Linked DNA regions of Homo sapiens: region 2 is linked to region 1. A link is an interaction called in ENCODE POLR2A ChIA-PET data of the cell type or tissue named here. Cell type or tissue: PC-3. All regions are shown on one strand.

What was found. Peaks named below come from ENCODE experiments on the same cell type or tissue, not always from the same donor. Only the 100,000 strongest peaks of a DNase experiment are listed, where the experiment ranks them.
Region 2: POLR2A ChIA-PET joins it to region 1 with 5 read pairs; 2 of 35 experiments call an interaction of 5 or more read pairs at or near these places.

What each region holds. Positions count from the first base shown.
Region 1 is chr10:74,278,332-74,286,331 of GRCh38, forward strand. The region is part of intron 3 of ADK (adenosine kinase); the gene reads left to right. Among named protein-coding and RNA genes, the nearest start is that of ADK, 130 kb to the left of the region's middle. In PC-3, no CTCF peak of the experiment used is centred here; DNase peaks (open chromatin) are centred at 4,380 and 4,690; H3K4me3 peaks cover 542 bases; H3K27ac peaks cover 3,415 bases.
Region 2 is chr10:75,037,915-75,045,914 of GRCh38, forward strand. It overlaps DUSP29 (dual specificity phosphatase 29), which reads right to left. Exons shown (of 4, transcript NM_001003892.3): 3 at 5,883-6,103; 4 at 1-163. Among named protein-coding and RNA genes, the nearest start is that of SNORD172, 20 kb to the left of the region's middle. RefSeq lists enhancers at 5,932-6,121, 6,262-6,371. In PC-3, no CTCF peak of the experiment used is centred here; DNase peaks (open chromatin) are centred at 4,587 and 4,907; H3K27ac peaks cover 1,608 bases.

The DNA of each region.
Region 1 (8,000 bases):
TGACAGAGTGAGACCCCATCTCAAAAAAAAAAATTAAAAAAAAAAAAAAAAAAAACAACCCTAAAACAAATCTACTGTGATGTTAGGTTTGTCCATTTTTTTCCAGATTTTTTTGGCTTGATATATTTTGAGACTATTTTATTAGATGCACATACTTTTAAAATTACTTTGTCTTACTGGTAATGTGAACTTAAATAATTTTGTTATGATCCTTTCTTTCCTAGTTGATCATCTTTTAGTTTAAAGTTTATCTGATAACAATTACATGTAGTTAAACTTCTTTCTTTTGGTCAACATTTGACCAATATGTCCTTTTTCCTTCTTTCACTTTTTTTATTTTTATTTTTAGAGTTGGGGTCTGGATATATTGCCCAGGCAGAAGTACAGTGACTGTTTATAGGCATGATGATAGCACACTACATCCTCTAACTTGTGGCCTCAAGCGATCTTCCCGTCTTAGCCTCCTGAGTAGCTGGGACTACAGATGTTAGCCATCACACTCAGCTTCTTTCACATTTATACATTAGGAGTCCTTTTGCTTTTTATATGTCTTTTATAATAGCCATTAGTTGGATTCTTTAATCTTATAATCTTTATTTTTTAACATAATGATTTTTGATTTTTGTTCATCCCTCTTGTTCTTGGCTTCATAAAAAAAATTGAGGCCAGCTGGGCGCGGTGGCTCACGCCTGTAATCCCAGCACTTTGGGAGGCTGAGGCAGGTGGATCACGAGATCAGGAATTCAAGACCAGCATGGCCAAGATGGTGAAACCTCATCTCTCCTAAAAATACAAAAATTAGCCGGGCGTAGTGGTGGGCGCCTGTAATCCCAGCTACTCGGGAGGCTGAGGCAGGGAGATTTGCTTGAATCTGGGAGGCGGAGGTTGCAGTGATCCGAGATTGCGCCACTGCATTCCAGCATGGGTGACAGAGCGAGACTCCATCTTAAAAAAATAAACAAAAAATAAAAATTGAGGCCAGGTGCAGTGGCTCACGCCTGTAATCCCAGCACTTTGGGAGGCTGAGGTGGGTGGATCATGGTCAGGAGTTTGAGACCAGTCTGGCCAATATAGTGAAACCCCGTCTCTACTAAAAATACAAAAATTAGCTGGGCATGGTGGCTCATGCCTGTAGTCCCAGCTACTTGGGAGGCTAAGGCCAGAGAATCACTTGAACCCGGAGGTTGCAGTGAGCCGAGATCGTACCACTGCACTCCAGCTTGGGTGACAGAGTGAGACTTCATCTCAAAAAAAAAAAAAAAAATTGAGTGCCTTTTACCCAGAGCCTCACCAACAGAATTGCCAAACTTTTGATTTTTTCTTTTTTTGCCAGTTTGATCACTAAATAGTGATGTTTCATCTTACCTCGAATTTTTTTTTTTCATGAGTGAAGTTGAGCATCTTGTTTAAAAACATTTGTGGCCAAGTGAAGTGCTCAGGTCTGTAATCCCAGCAAGTTGGGAGGCTGAGGCAGAGGATTGCTTGAAACCAGGAATTTGAGATCAGCCCAGGCAATGTAGGGAGACCCCGTCTCTAAAAAAGAAAAATTAAACTGGTGTGGTATTATGTACTTGTAGTCCCAGCTATTCAGAAGGCTCAGGGAGGAGGATCACTTGAGCCCAGGAGTTTAAGGCTGCAATGAGTTATTATTGCACCACTGCACCCAACCTGGGTGACAGAGTTAGACTAGATCTCTTAAAACAAACAAAAAGTTTACTTTTCTCTTTTCTGTAAAATGTCTGTTCATATCGTCTCTACCACACTTATTTTTTTGGTGGGATTGTGTCTTTTTAGTGATATCTGTGTTTTTTTGTTTTTTGTTTTTTGTTTTGGAGCCAGGGTCTTGCTCACTGCAACCTCCACCTTCCTCAAGCGATTCTCCTGCCTCAGCCTCCCAAGTAGCTGGGACTACAGGCATGTGCCACCATGCCCGGCTAATTTTTTGTATTTTTAGTAGAGATGGGGTTTCACTGTGTTAGCCAGGATGGTATGGATCTCCTGACCTTGTGATCTACCCGCCTTGGCCTCCCAAAGTGCTGGGATTACAGGTGTGAGCCACCGCGCCCGGCCTTAAACAAGTTTAAACACACACACACACACACACACACACACACACGTTTTTTAGAGTTGGGGCTTGCCTTGTAGCCCAGGCTGGTGTCTAACTTCTGGCCTCAAGTATTTCTCCCACCTTGGCCTTCCAGATAGTTTGGATTATGGGTGTTTACCCCTATGCCCAGCTCTAAATAAGTTTTAATGCCAACCATCACTTCTATTTGTAGAGATTCCTAATGCCACCCAGTGTAATGCTTTTGGGGCTATGGCAGTGTAAATTTGGTTTTCTCACTGCTGTTTATAATTCAGCTTTCTTGGGTCTATTGAGTTGATCACTGCACCTCACTCTGCTTTCCACTGTCCAAAATTTTGTCACCATTATTTTTTTGTTTTTCTTGTCTTTCAGAGTTTTAGTGAGGTTTCAGGAGGAATCAGAAGTTCATGCATGTATTAAGTCCTTTGGTTTTACTGAAAGTTTGACACATATTTTGAATTGTAGTTATTTTGTCTTTCCTAATTTAGATGCAAAATTAAGTTGTCTAGTGAGATACTCAGTTAATCAAGTTGAGATATTAAGGGTTACAAAAAGGTTTACCACACTGGTTTATATACAGGTTAAGTATCCATAATTTGAAAATTTGAAATTCATAATGCTCCAAAATCTGAAACATTTTGTGAGCCGACAAGAGACTCAAAAGAAATTTTGAATAAGGTATACTCAACTTGGATAATATTCATTTGAAGCATGTAAAGGAAATAATGGCTGTTATGTGTTATACACAAATGTGAAGATAGTGTTGATTTGATGCTTTACTTTTGATAATGTTGATCTGATGCCCTGGTTTTGATCACTTAACAGATACCCATGTGCTTTATGGGAAGTTGAGTTCTTCTTATGCTCATGGGCTGAGCCCGAATTAATCCAAATCAGTAATGGTAATTTTATGCCCTCTCCCATTGATTTGATAGTGAGTGGCCTTGAGAGCCAGTTCATTGGGGGAAGTTCCCCACTTTTTTGGTAAAGAAACATAAGCAAGGGGAAGGCAGTCTCTCTTATGATCCTAGACATTAAATTGTTACTTGCAACTAGTGTAGCTACTTTGAAACCGTTAGGGGACAAAAAGTCATCACACTAAAGATGACACAGGAAAAACAAGGAAAGAACTTAGGTCCATGATCTTGATGAGGCATCATAAATTACCTATCCCTGGAGCTGCTGTAGCTCTGGACTTTTTGTTATATGAGATAATAATTCCTCAGATTGACTTAGAATACCAATCAAAATAACTATTATTTTAGCTAGCTAAGAAAAAAAATCTGAGTAAATACCATAAGGTTCAGATTACATAAATATGAAGATCAAAACTGCAAGTTTTCTGAGAAGTTAGTTATTATTGTTTTTTACTAATATGAGCTGCATTGGAAATTTATTTTCTTTTTAAAAAATTATTGCTGTCTTTGTCCATAACTTTTATGGACCTGACATTTTAGTTGTTTGGAAAAATTGGTAATTTTAATCTTTTGTTTTGGTATGATTCAGGTTGACCTGACATTTTAATACATCTGGCTCCTAGGACTGATTAAAGAGACATTTTATTTGTTGAAATATGCACATTTTCTTCATGAAATTGGTTTTCTTTTTTATGTGTGACTTTTCTTGCAAAAGCTTACAAGGCACATGCTTTTGATAGCAGTGTTACATTTTTAATTAATATTTTAGATGTAAAAGGTGACAGTTTAAAAGATTGTTTTATTAGTGGGTTATCCTTAAAAGCAAGTGGCATTTGGTTTTATTTTACAATAGAGTTTAATCTTACATGTTTTTTGTTAAAGTAATGTTACCAAAAAATCTCTTATTGAACTATTTGTGGTGAACTTTTTAAGGATGTTTAAGATTTCACATGCAGTTTAACTGATCACAGATGAAGTTGTAAATTAATACCTCATGAGCGTATTTGACTGCAGGGCATTGTTGTGAATCAAAACCGCTTTGTTCCTGTAAACTGTGAAAGGGGTTTAAGCATATGGATTAAAATTGCATGGTGATACCGAAGTACTTATGAAAAGACACTGTAGTTGGATCATTTAAAATGTACTAAAATATTACGAATAGCCATAAAATATAATAATTCCCTGAAGCTTTTAAGAGTGGTAAGATTTAGTTTTATTTCTTTGTTGGATTTAACTACTTTAATAAGAAATTGTTTTGTTGCTTTTGGAACTATGCATAGTAATGAGAATAACCATGATGATGAGAACACTGGAAGCTTCCCAGAAAACATGTATTTCTTCAGAAATGTTCTTGGTTGTGACAAATATATATATGAAGCTTTTCCTTGTTCCCATCTGAGTCATTCCCTTACCAGAACCTTTAGAATGAAAGGTTTAATGATATCTTCTAGTATAAGATTATGAAATGAGCATTGTTTAGTGTAAAATCATATTTTTCTTTTGCTGTTAATTTTGTCTTATAGTATATGAAAATCACCTGGTGTAGAATGTATTTTTCCTGCCATAAGAAACTGTCAAGAATCTATTGAAAAAATACCATGAGAGTAGTTGTTCTGGATGACAATGGTAGGTTCTGATTTACTGACGTAGAAGCAAGCTTCAGTTAGCCACTTTAGTCATAGGTAAACACTAGATTAGCCTAAGGAAAAATTGTTGGGAAGCTTTTGGAGTTCTCATCTGTGTCACTGTTTTAGATCTCTTCAAGTTCTTTGAAAATTTTGGTACCTCCCTGTTTAACAAATATTCTGTTTTCTGCTATCTAATTAGTTCTCATGTAGATGACGTTTCTAATACTAATTACCACACTTTCTTGGACTCCTCTTTTATAACGACCTTTATCTCCATTCCATTTGATCAACTGTTTTTTAGGACTATGTTCTGAACCTACTTCCTACCCAGGACTGCTTTAAAAAAAGTAATCTATGTTAGCTTCCTGTTTGGCTTCTTCCTAGTTTGACTTTACTCTCTATATACAGCCTGAGTGGCATGCTCGGTTATTTCAGCTACATCTTACCATTACTCAGTTCTCTCTCCCTTTTGACCTTGCTGGTTTCTAAATCTGGGTCAATTTGTGTGCCTTGCTTCTTGACTTGATATTACAATTAACTTATTTTGTCATACTAGATGTTTTCAGCCATCTTTGATCCCCAGGTTGCTCACCAACTCTTATTATCCTTTGAAATGACTCTCAAATCTTACCCCTCTTTTTGACTTTTATGTTTGTTGCCCTCATCTTCATCTTTTTTTTTTTTTTAATGAGACGGAGTTTCGCTCTTGTTTTCTTTCTTTCTTTTTTTTTTTTTTTTGAGACAGAGTCTCGCTCTTGCCCAGGCTGGAGTGCAGTGGCGCCATCTCTGCTCACTGCAAGATCCGCCTCCTGAGTTCACGCCATTCTCCTGCCTCAGCCTCCTGAGTAGCTGGGACTACAGGTGCCCGCCACCACGCCTGGCTAATTTTTTGTATTTTTAGTAGAGATGGGGTTTCACCGTGTTAGCCTGGATAGTCTTGATCTCCTGACCTTGTGATCCGCCTGCCTAGGCCTCCCAAAGTGCTGGGATTACAGGCATGAGCCACTGCGCCCAGCTCGCTCTTGTTTTCTTGTTGCCCAGGCTGGAGTGCAATGGTTTGATCTTGGCTCACTGCAACCTCCGCCTCCTGCGTTCAAGAGATTCTCCTGCTTCAGCCTTCTGAGTAGTTGGCATTACAGGCGTGTGCCACCATGCCCGGCTAATTTTTTGTATTTTTAGTAGAGACAGGGTTTCTCCATGTTGGCCAGGCTGGTCTCGAACTCCCGAACTCAGGTGATCCGCCAGTCTTGGCCTCCCAAAGTGCTAGGATTACAGGCATGAGCCACCACGCCTGGCAAATTCTATTTTTTTTTTTTTTTTTTGAGACGGAATTTTGCTCTTGCTGCCTAGGCTGTGCAATGGCACGATCTCGGCTCACCGTGGCCTCTCCCTCCCAGGTTCAAGTGAGTCTCCTGCCTCAGCCTCCCAAGTAGCTGGGATTACAGACGTGTGTCACCATGCCCGGCTAATTTTGTATTTTTAGTAGAGACGGGGTTTCTCCACGTTGGTCAGGCTGGCCTGGAACTCCCAACCTCAGATGATCTGTCTGCTTCGGCCTCGCCAAGTGCTGGGATTACAGGCGTGAGCCACTGCTCCCAGCCCTTCATCTCTTACATTAGGTGCCATAGCACTCACCTCTGTGGCTCTGTTTCTTCTATCCCAACAGCACATGAGGGATTGGGTCCCCTTCCATCTCTCCAACTCCCTACTCCTACTACCACATAAATTAACAGAAACTCCCTTTAGTAGTAATTCTCAAATGAGGTGCCAAATCTTGGTCTGTATGGAATGTGTATTTGGTTTTAAAAAAATTCTAAAAGTGATTCTCTTCTGAGGTCCTAAAGGGTCTTTTGCAGGACTTCCTCAAATTCGTCTTTTACAATGCTATAGGAGTCATCTTTGTCAAACATAGATTTACTCATTTTACAACTGTGTAACAACTTATTTTTTGCCAAGTATTGGGATAGCTACTGGAGTTAGTAAAGTGAATATTAGGGTGCTTACTTTTGAGAAAAATGCTAATAATATAGTATAGCCATCATTTACTGGAACTTTTTTAAGTGCTAGGCACTTCATGTATTTATCCTTATAATAGTCCTTCAGTGTAGATATTATTAGCCACTGTACAGATGAGCAGCCATTCTCAGAATTCTGAGGACTCACATAGTAATTCATTAGGCAAGTGATAAGCTTTATGATAAATACTTGAAAGGGACCTCTAAGAGCATAGAGGAGGGATATCTAGTTTAGAGTTGGAAGATTAACAGAATAGGCTTCACAGAGAAGATGATGTATTAAGCTGAGTATTTAAAGACAAGTAGGAACTTAGACAAAATGATAGATTGGAAAATGAGTGTGTGGCATGGTTATATTTGTGAATAGTCTTTGTACAGAGATATAAGAGAAGCATTTTATGAGAACACCTGGTGCTCACTTAGGCAACACATATACTAAAGTTGGAGAACAGCTCAATATGACTGAAGCATAGTATGTGAGATGGGGAATTTAGAGTGGTTTAGATATAAAGACATTAAACTAGGTTGTATTTTATATATTTATACATCTATATCTATATATCTATATCTATATGCATCTGTGGTCCCAGCTACTAAGGAGGCTGAGGTGGGAGGATCGCCTGAGCCTGGGAGATCAAGGCTCCACTGAGCCGAGATTGCACCATTGCACTCCAGCCTGGGTGACAGAGTGAGACCCTGTCTCAAACAAAACAAAACAAAACAAAAACCCAGTTAGACTGCTGGAATAGTCCAAATAAGAAATCAGGAGGCCTTGAAACGTGTCAGTGGGATTAAAGAGGAGAGAGGTGGAATTGAAGGTTATCTGGTAGGTGCAATCAACAGACTTAGTGGTTTAAAAAGTGAGTGAGAGGTTATAGTCAGGTTGGGACTATGTATTAATCCTTTATTTTTTTAATTTACTGTACTGTACTATGTATTATTGTTAATATCCTTTATTTCAGATTGACATATACCCTTAAATATTCTTAAGATCATATCCTTAAGGTCTTAATAGTCTCTGAATAAATATTGGTATAAGCTGCTTCCTAAATGATTTCCCATTTATTTACTGGTGTTTTTATATATCTATTTAGAGACTGAATCTCACTATGTTGCCCAGGCTAGAGTGCAGGAGCATGATCATAGCTTACTGTAACCTCACACTCTTGGGTTCAAGTGATTCTCCTGCCTCAGCTTCCCAAGCAGCTAGGACTACAAGTGTGTGCCACCACACCTGGCTCATTTTTTAATTTTTGCAGAAACAGACTCTTGCTATGTTGCTCAGACTGGTCTCAAACTCCTGGCCTAAAGCGATCCTTCAGTCCCTGCCTCCCAAAGCAGTGGGACTGCAGGT
Region 2 (8,000 bases), 760 kb after region 1:
TCCCGGAGCTGCTTCAAAAAGCCCCGGTTCGGGAGGACGCAGCGGTTCTTGGCCACTTGCTGGATGGCGTCCACCAGGGTCATGTCCTTGTGGATCATCAGGTAGGCCAGGACCAGGGTGGCTGACCGGCTGCGGCCCATGACGCAGTGAACCAGGATCTTACCTGCAGATGGAGCAGGGAGGAGAAAACCCACACTGAGGGGCAGGTGTTGGGGGCACAGGTAGGGCCCACTCCCATCCTGACTGTCACCCTCTCGCCCACAGAAAGTGACTCAGCACTGTGCCCCACAGCTGCCTCTGTAGAACGGGGACACTCTCGGTGTCTTCTTCATAGGGTTGTTGAGAAGGCAAATAACCCTGTAAATAACTCGATTTTAGCACAATTTGTTTGTGCTAATGAATGGCTGCTGAGCTCCTACAGTGTGGCTGGGCTGCCTTTCCCCTGAGCACCATGGCCAGAAAGCAAGCACCCACTTCTTGATTGCTGTTTCGGATCTGGGGGAGGCTGGTCCCAGGTTCTCCCTGGCATGACCGCGCTCCTGGGGTGTGAACGTGTCCAGCTGGATGAATGTCCACCCCTGGCATTCAAATCCCACGGACCTTTCTGGAGGCTGCCGGGCCTCTGGCCAGCCCTGCTGATAACCAAAGCGTTTCTTCCTCTCCCAGAAAACAGGGTAATTCTTTCTGTCATGACTCAGTACTTGAAACAGATGAAAGCTGTAGTTCATTAAGCCTTTTGGGGGCCTGAATTCTGTTAAGTGGCAGAGGGGAGGGGAGAAAGAGTTGGAAGGGAGATGGAGGGGGTGGGAGGAGAGGGGGAGGTGGAGGGAGCAGGAGAGAAAGGGGAAAAGGAGGGACAGAGGACACTAAGCTCTGGTAGGAGTTCCAAGAGCTGAATTTTGTTTCCAAGACTAGGGCATGAGGCCGGGCGCGGTGGCTCACACCTGTAATCCCAGCACTTTGGGAGGCTGAGGTGGGCGGATCACTTGAGGTTGGGAGTTCAAGCTGGGTGAATGCACATGTGTTACTATTGGAGGAGTCAGGCCTATTGAGAAGAATCAAGGTCCAGGCAACACTTTTGTTCCTTCTTGTGGTCAGATTAGCTGAGACCCATCATGCCAGAGCACATCTCTTACCATCACAGGGGCCAGCACTATACCTGTGTTGGGCTTTTATTTCCCAACTTCTGTCAGAGCTCCTAGGGTCCCCCTGGCCAGAGCACACTTGTTGCAGTGGGAGAGATCAGCGCCCCTCTCATGCTTGGAGATACTTTTCTTCATGACTACAGTCAGAGCCCTTGAGGCATGCCTGACCACAGTTCATCTTTAGGAACAGCAGCAGCTAGTGCATACCTATGCTTGCAGGTCCTTATGTTCTCACATACAGTCAGAGCACCTGGAGCCCATGTGGTTAAAGCCTGGCCAACATGGCAAAACTCCATCTCTACACAAAAATTAGCCAGTCGTGGTGGTGCACCTGTAGTCCCGGCTACTCAGGAGGCGGAGGCAGGAGAATTGCTTGAACCCAGGAGTTAGAGGTTGCAGTGAGCTGAGATCGCGCCACTACACTCCAGCCGGGGCGACAGAGCAAGACTGCATCTCAAGAAAAGGAAACCCAAATCCAGAATCTCTACTGCTCCTCAATTGCATGCTTTTAGGAGTGACTGGAAGGTAGGCCTCTGTCACGAAAATCAGACGTAGGCTAAGACTGTTACCCTGCACCACGCTCCGCCCCGCAGCCAGGTGTGCTCCTTGCTAAGCAGACTCCTTCCTTGCTTTCAGGAGATGCTTTCTGCCCATCTCCCATGCACTATCTGGGAACCTGCCTTTCTTAGTAACTTGCAAAGAAATTCTGGTAGAGCCCTTACTTCTTCCCAAGAGGTTCTAGGTGTGTGGAAGTTCTGAGAAACAAGGTGCAAGGTGTATTATGAACTGCCGGGGCTGGAGGGAGATAGGGCAAGAGACCCTTCCAACAGTGAAAATCGGCTGGGCGTGGTGGCTCATGCCTCTAATCCCAGCACTTTGGGAAGCCGAGGTGGGTGGATCACTTGAGGCCAGGAATTGGAGACCAGACTGGCCAACATGGTGAAACCCTGTCTCTACTAAAAAATACAAAAATTCACCAGGTGTGGTGGTGGGCACCTCCCAGCTACCTGGGAGGCTGAAAGAGGAGAATCGCTTGAATCCGGGAGGTGGAGGTTGCAGTGAGTGGAGATCACGCCACTGCACTCCAGCCTGGGTGACAGAGCGAGATTCCGTCTCAAAAAAACAAAAACAAAAACCAAACAGTGAAAATCTGGTCGGTTAAAGCTTATTAGAAGCACCAGAGAATCAACCTCCTGCTTGAAAGCAGGCTTCATTTATTTATTCATACTTCCCTTATCCATAATATATTTTAAGATGCCTTCAGAAGCAGGCCATGGACTGCCAAAAGGAGAGCGTGATACTAAAGTCTGATCTTTAGCGCCTCGTGGCATTTGCCCTGGAGTTTCTTAGAAGACTTCATTAAATTAAAACCACACTAATTCACCTCGGAGGATGCCGAATCGGGGGCAGTTAAAGCAACCCAAGTGGGGTTCCTGTGACAGTATTTTGTGAGTACTTCTTTTTCTGATGAAGAGTGACAAATTCAGTTTTTTCAGATCCTATAACCAGCTGGCATGACTCGCCCTCCATGATATTCGGTGACCTCTTATACAGCAAAGTCACCAGGTGCTCAAAATAAGGGCAGAGGACTCTTCTGTGAGGCCTCGGTGACAGAAGGAATCCCCGCTGGTAGGCAGGTGTCCTGATGGCGCTGCCTCTGATTAGCTCTGTGACCCTGGGCACCTCACTTGTCTTCTCTGGGCCTCTGTTTGCCCAGCTGTCAGGGCAGGACCAGGGACTGGATTATCTCCGAGATATTTTAAGAGTGACTGAGGTTGCCTGGGGAGTTCTTTATAAAGGGTCAAGTCAGGGTAGTGATGGGATGGGAGAGGGCCCCAGGGGCTGATTACAGCCCACGAGTACAGCTCCACAAGGAACGCTTTTCAAAAAGAGTGAAAATGACCGGCTGTGAGAAGCCAGGTAGGGGGAATGGTGTACACTTGGCTGAAACCAGTCAATGAGAACAAAGAACATAGACAAGAGGAAGCAAGGAGTGATGCCTTGCTTTTTGGCCAGACTGTCTATCCACACCACTTACATAGAGAGTGTAAGAAACATACAAGTAGGTCCAGCACTAAAATGCCAAGCAGTGTCCCTTGCCTAGACACAACTGCATGTGGCAGGTGGGCTGAGCACCTGCCGTCCACTGGGTATGAAGTCTGTGGCATTGCTGCTGCTGAGCTAGCGGGCATTTTGTTTGGTTGCTCTGGCCACTCAGGGCACAGGTTACAACCTGATGGCCATTGGGTTGCTTTAGTCTGTCCTTTGCAGCATTTTAAGAAATTTCAATCTGTTGCCAAGACCTAAAAATCGAGTGATTTTATAATCCAGATTGGAGACTTCTGAAAAGTCAGATCTCCCACATTTGCACTGACTCTCACAAGACAAGCATTAGCTGAGGCTGGGTGGCAGGTGCCCCTCTGAAGGGGTACAGGGCTCTCTGCTTAGCCACAAGTGCCCCCTACCCACACCCCTCCGCTGTACATGCAGCCATCTTCATTTGTTTACACTCTGCATGGTTCTGCAGGGTAGGCGTTTGAGCCCTGACTTGAATTATTTAGATATGCCAGTGCAAAGGTGCTGAGAGCAGAGCCTACCCTGCCATCTCCAGTGGGGTCATGTCCTGCTCCCCATCCCTAGCCATCTGGTCGAGTCCCGGCACCCCCATCCATTCATTCTATCCCACTCATAGTCTCTGATCCAAGTATCTACTCTCCTCCGTTGGCCCTTTGTTTGCTAGGTGCCACCTGGTCTAACAGTCATGATCCACAGCAGCCTGACACCTCCTCATAATGTTCTGTCATCTGCCTAGGCCTAAGCTTCAACTTGAGAGCCTGATTCTTTCTGGATTTGGCAGTGGGGGCAGACCCTAAAATTGAGTGCCAGGAACCTACAACAAGCTTTCATGTGAGTATATCTTACAGTTCAAAGTTGGAATGTCTTTTTTTTTTCTTTGAGGATTGGAAACTTTACGATGATGATGTGCACATGCTGGCGTGGTTATATGCTTCACAGTGTATGACCACGCTTTATCAAATACATCCGAGAGCCTGCTGTCCACCAGGTTCTATGCTAAGCGCTTTACGCGCGTTACTGCTGATCCTCATTATAACCTCTGAAGGTAAATATTTTTATCACCGGATGGAGAAACCAAGGCTCAGAGAAATCACATCGTTAGTAAATTGTGTGACAGAAATGTAAACCCAGCCCTGTCTTCTCCGAAGCCTGCCAGGCCCCTTCCATGAAGGGTAAGGTCTAAAATATAGTAATGGCAAGTGAGTGCATTAAACAGAAACTGAAGGATTAGGTTGTTGCAGTCTTTGTTTTTTTCATGTCAAATGTGTTTTCAGTTAACTTCAAATACTATGAGGCAAATTTTACCTTGTGGTGATGACTCAGTTCAGTTGTGTTTTTGATCCTGCTTGGAAACCCAGAATGTACACAGCACAAAAGATGGTTCATAAATAGACTCATAAAAGGAAGGCCTGGAAATGAGGCATCTTCTAATACAGGCATGTTAGCTCTAAGGGTTTTTTTTCATTGTGACATTGCTTTCTGAGCCAAAATAATGACAAATTGTTGGTGGCTATGGTTGGCTGTGGGGCCAGGGCCACCTTGGGATGTCCATTAAGGTCTGATATTGTCCAGCAGACCTGGCCTAGGCCCAGCCCCAGGTTGCAAGTTCCTGCAGCAGACTATTTGGTCAGTCACTGAGCCTTGTAATCACAACCTCTTGTGGCAAGAAAGGCTTTCAGTAACCAGATACCCTGAATTATGTGATGGCTCCACAAAGGGGTGTGTGACACATTGGGCTGAAGTCAGAGCACAGATTAGGGAGCTGAAGTCCCTCTGGCCTCTGTGGAATTCCACTGAAGTACACCCTGCAGCAATAACTGTATATTGTCTTACCCCCGATGCGTCCCTAAGCTGTGCCCTTCTCTCCAAAATAGCCTTGTAGCCTTTGCTGGATTAGGGTAGCCAACAGTGCATTCTGAGCACAAAGACTAGCACTGTGATTTAAAAGCTGGATAATTAACACTGGGAAAACTTGGACGCTGGGGGTGCAAAACCCAAATTATACCTCAAATACAGCGTGCCAGTAAAGCCCAGCTTGTCAGCTTTCTACTGGAGGCCTCACGAGGCTGAGTGTAACTGGGGAGTGTAACTTGGTTGGTGGGCAGGAGAATTTAAGGTCTCTCCATGGATTCCCACTCAAGTCAGCTCCCTGAGGGTTTTCTGGCATCAAAGCCCTTGGCTACTAGTTGGGTTCAGGCCCAGGCACAATTAGTGTCTCCGGCCGCAGTCCCAGCTTTGAGAGCTCCCAGACCGCCTCCGCCTTTTGAAGGATGGCAAATGTTCTTTAGCAAAGACTCCGACCAAAAGGCCTTTTATTCTTACGCCCTATTTCCATTCCCCAGAGCTGCAATCAAGGCCCGAACCCCACCAGCAGCACGCTGGGTGGTGCAGGTCCTTAAACCTTCACAGCTTCCAGGGGCTCGGACCTTTACCCTCGGCCACAAGCAGCCCCAGTGGCCCAGCTTTGCGACAAAGATTTCGCACGCGCACATCCCGCTTCCGGCCTGGGCCTCAGACGGGGAAACCTTGGGCTAAGGGCGGAGCCTAGGCTAGGGGCGGAGCCTTAGTGGGGCGGGGAAGGGGCGGGGCCTAAGCTACGGGCGGGGCGAGTCGGGGCGGGGCGGGGCGGGGCCGATCGGGGCGGGGCCGCGGGTCTCTTACTGTGGTCGTCGCTTAGCGCTCTGTCGATGAAGGCTGCCGCCGGGTAGAAGAAGACACTGAGGTCGAAGGTGGGCAGGTCGTCGGCCTCCACGCCGTGGTACTGGATGTCCATGTCGCGGTAGTAGTCGGGCCCAGTGTCCACGTTCCAGCGGCCGTGGGCCGCGTTCAGCACGTGCGTGAACCCCGCCTTCTGCAGCCTATAGCGGTCCAGCGCCGTCGCCCTGGGCGCAGGGGAGAGAAATCTGTGGGCGCGCGGCGCCCTGCCCCGGGTCCGGGAAACTCAGGGGCCACCCACGCTTTCCGCTGTGGATTCCAGTTCCAGAATGAGGACTAGTTATTGCAAATGAAGTCCCAAAGCTCTGCTCTTACCCGGTCCCCTAGGCCACCTGCACTGTTTTGTGATTCTGGCTCGGCTGTCTCAAGAAAGGACAGGGTGGAGGCTGGGGTAGGCAAGCTGAGCTATTCGTTCGTCCATTAGTTCTTTCATCATTCAGTATACACAGCGGAACCTGGTGCTGGCCTCTACGGTGGTCGCAGATCTGGACCTGCCAAATCGCCTGAAAGCCCTCCAGAATAACCTGTTCATCAGGGCTGCCTTCTCCCAACCTCTGCTCTGAACCTGCTGGATGTTTTTAGGGTTTGGAGATGGACGCTCAACTGAATGGTTTAAAGCAAGGCCTTCCATAAGAGGATTGGATTGGGATTGGGCAAAGTTCACAAATTCACGTTGGCACGATGTGAACGGGAAAGTGTTGCTTTGGGGAGCTGTTGCCCAGCTGGGCAGAGCATTGTTCTGAGAAGGAGGGCTTTTTGAGCCATCTGTTGTTTGAATTGATTGCAGGGAAGTTCTTGAAGCCAGCAGTGAAGTTATTTAATGGGCTACAGCTTTATCTTTCTAGGCAAGAATTTCCAGGAACAGTAAAGTCCTCTTGAAGTAGGTGGCTCTGAAATATGACTCGATGAGAAGGCAGCATGGTGGGGCCGGAGTGGAGATGGGCTGCCAGAGGAAACACGGGTTCTTCCTGCCTGTGGGGTGGGGCAGGGAGAGGCCTGTGTCACTACAAGTGTCAACATTTGGTGATGGAGGGGAAGAAGGAGGCAAGCGCGGGCCAAGCCAAGGAAACAGCACCACCTGAGGTATGGAGGCTGGAGACAACGAAGGCCTTTCAGGAAGCATTGTCTATTTCCTGTAATCAATTATCCATCCCCAAATAATTATTTGCAATCTATTATGTGCCAGGCACTGTGCTGGGTGCTGATGGTAAAGAAATGAACAGGGGCCGAGCACAATGGCTCACGCCTATAATCCCAGCACTTTCGGAAGCCGAGGCAGGCAAATCACATGAGGTCAGGAGTTCGAGACCAGCCTGGTCAACGTGGCGAAACCCTGTCTCTACTAATAATACAAAAAGAAAAAACAAAAAACAGCCAGGTGTGATGGCGCATGCCTGCAGTCCCAGCTACTTGGGAGGCTGAGGCACAAGAATCGCTTGAACCCAGGAAGTGGAGGTTGTCGTGAGCTGAGACCACGCCACTGCACTCCAGCCTGGGTGACAGAGTGAAACTGTCTCAAAAAACAAAAGAACAGGTTAGTGAAGTTCCCTCAGGAAGGTCAGATACTAATGGGGGTAGGAAATAAACAAAGATAATTTTAGATAGCAGTGAGAGCTATCCGAAGGACCTAAAACTTCATGACATGATACAAAATGACTGTGGTCCTGCTTCAGGCAAGGCGGTCAGGAAAGGCCACTGTGGGGAGGTGGTGTTTAAGCCAAGACTGAGGGATGAGAAGGCTGAGGAAGAGTTGGAGAGAAAGCGTTTCATCCAGGCAGAGGGAACAACTGCTGAGAACAGAAAGGAAGCCAGTGTGGCTGAAGTGGCAAGGGGAATAGGAGTTTGGAAAGGTAGAGGGGCTGGAGCATGGTGGGCCCTGCCCGCCATAGGAAGGAGTATTATTGCAAGTGTGGTGGAAGTCTGCTAGAGGATTTTAAGAAAGAAGTAAGCATTGTTTACTTTTTTAAAGATCAATCTGGCCAGACAAGGTGGCTCACACCTGTAATCCTAGCACTTTGGGGAGGCCAAAGCGGGAGGGTGGCCTGAGACCAGGAGTTCAAGACC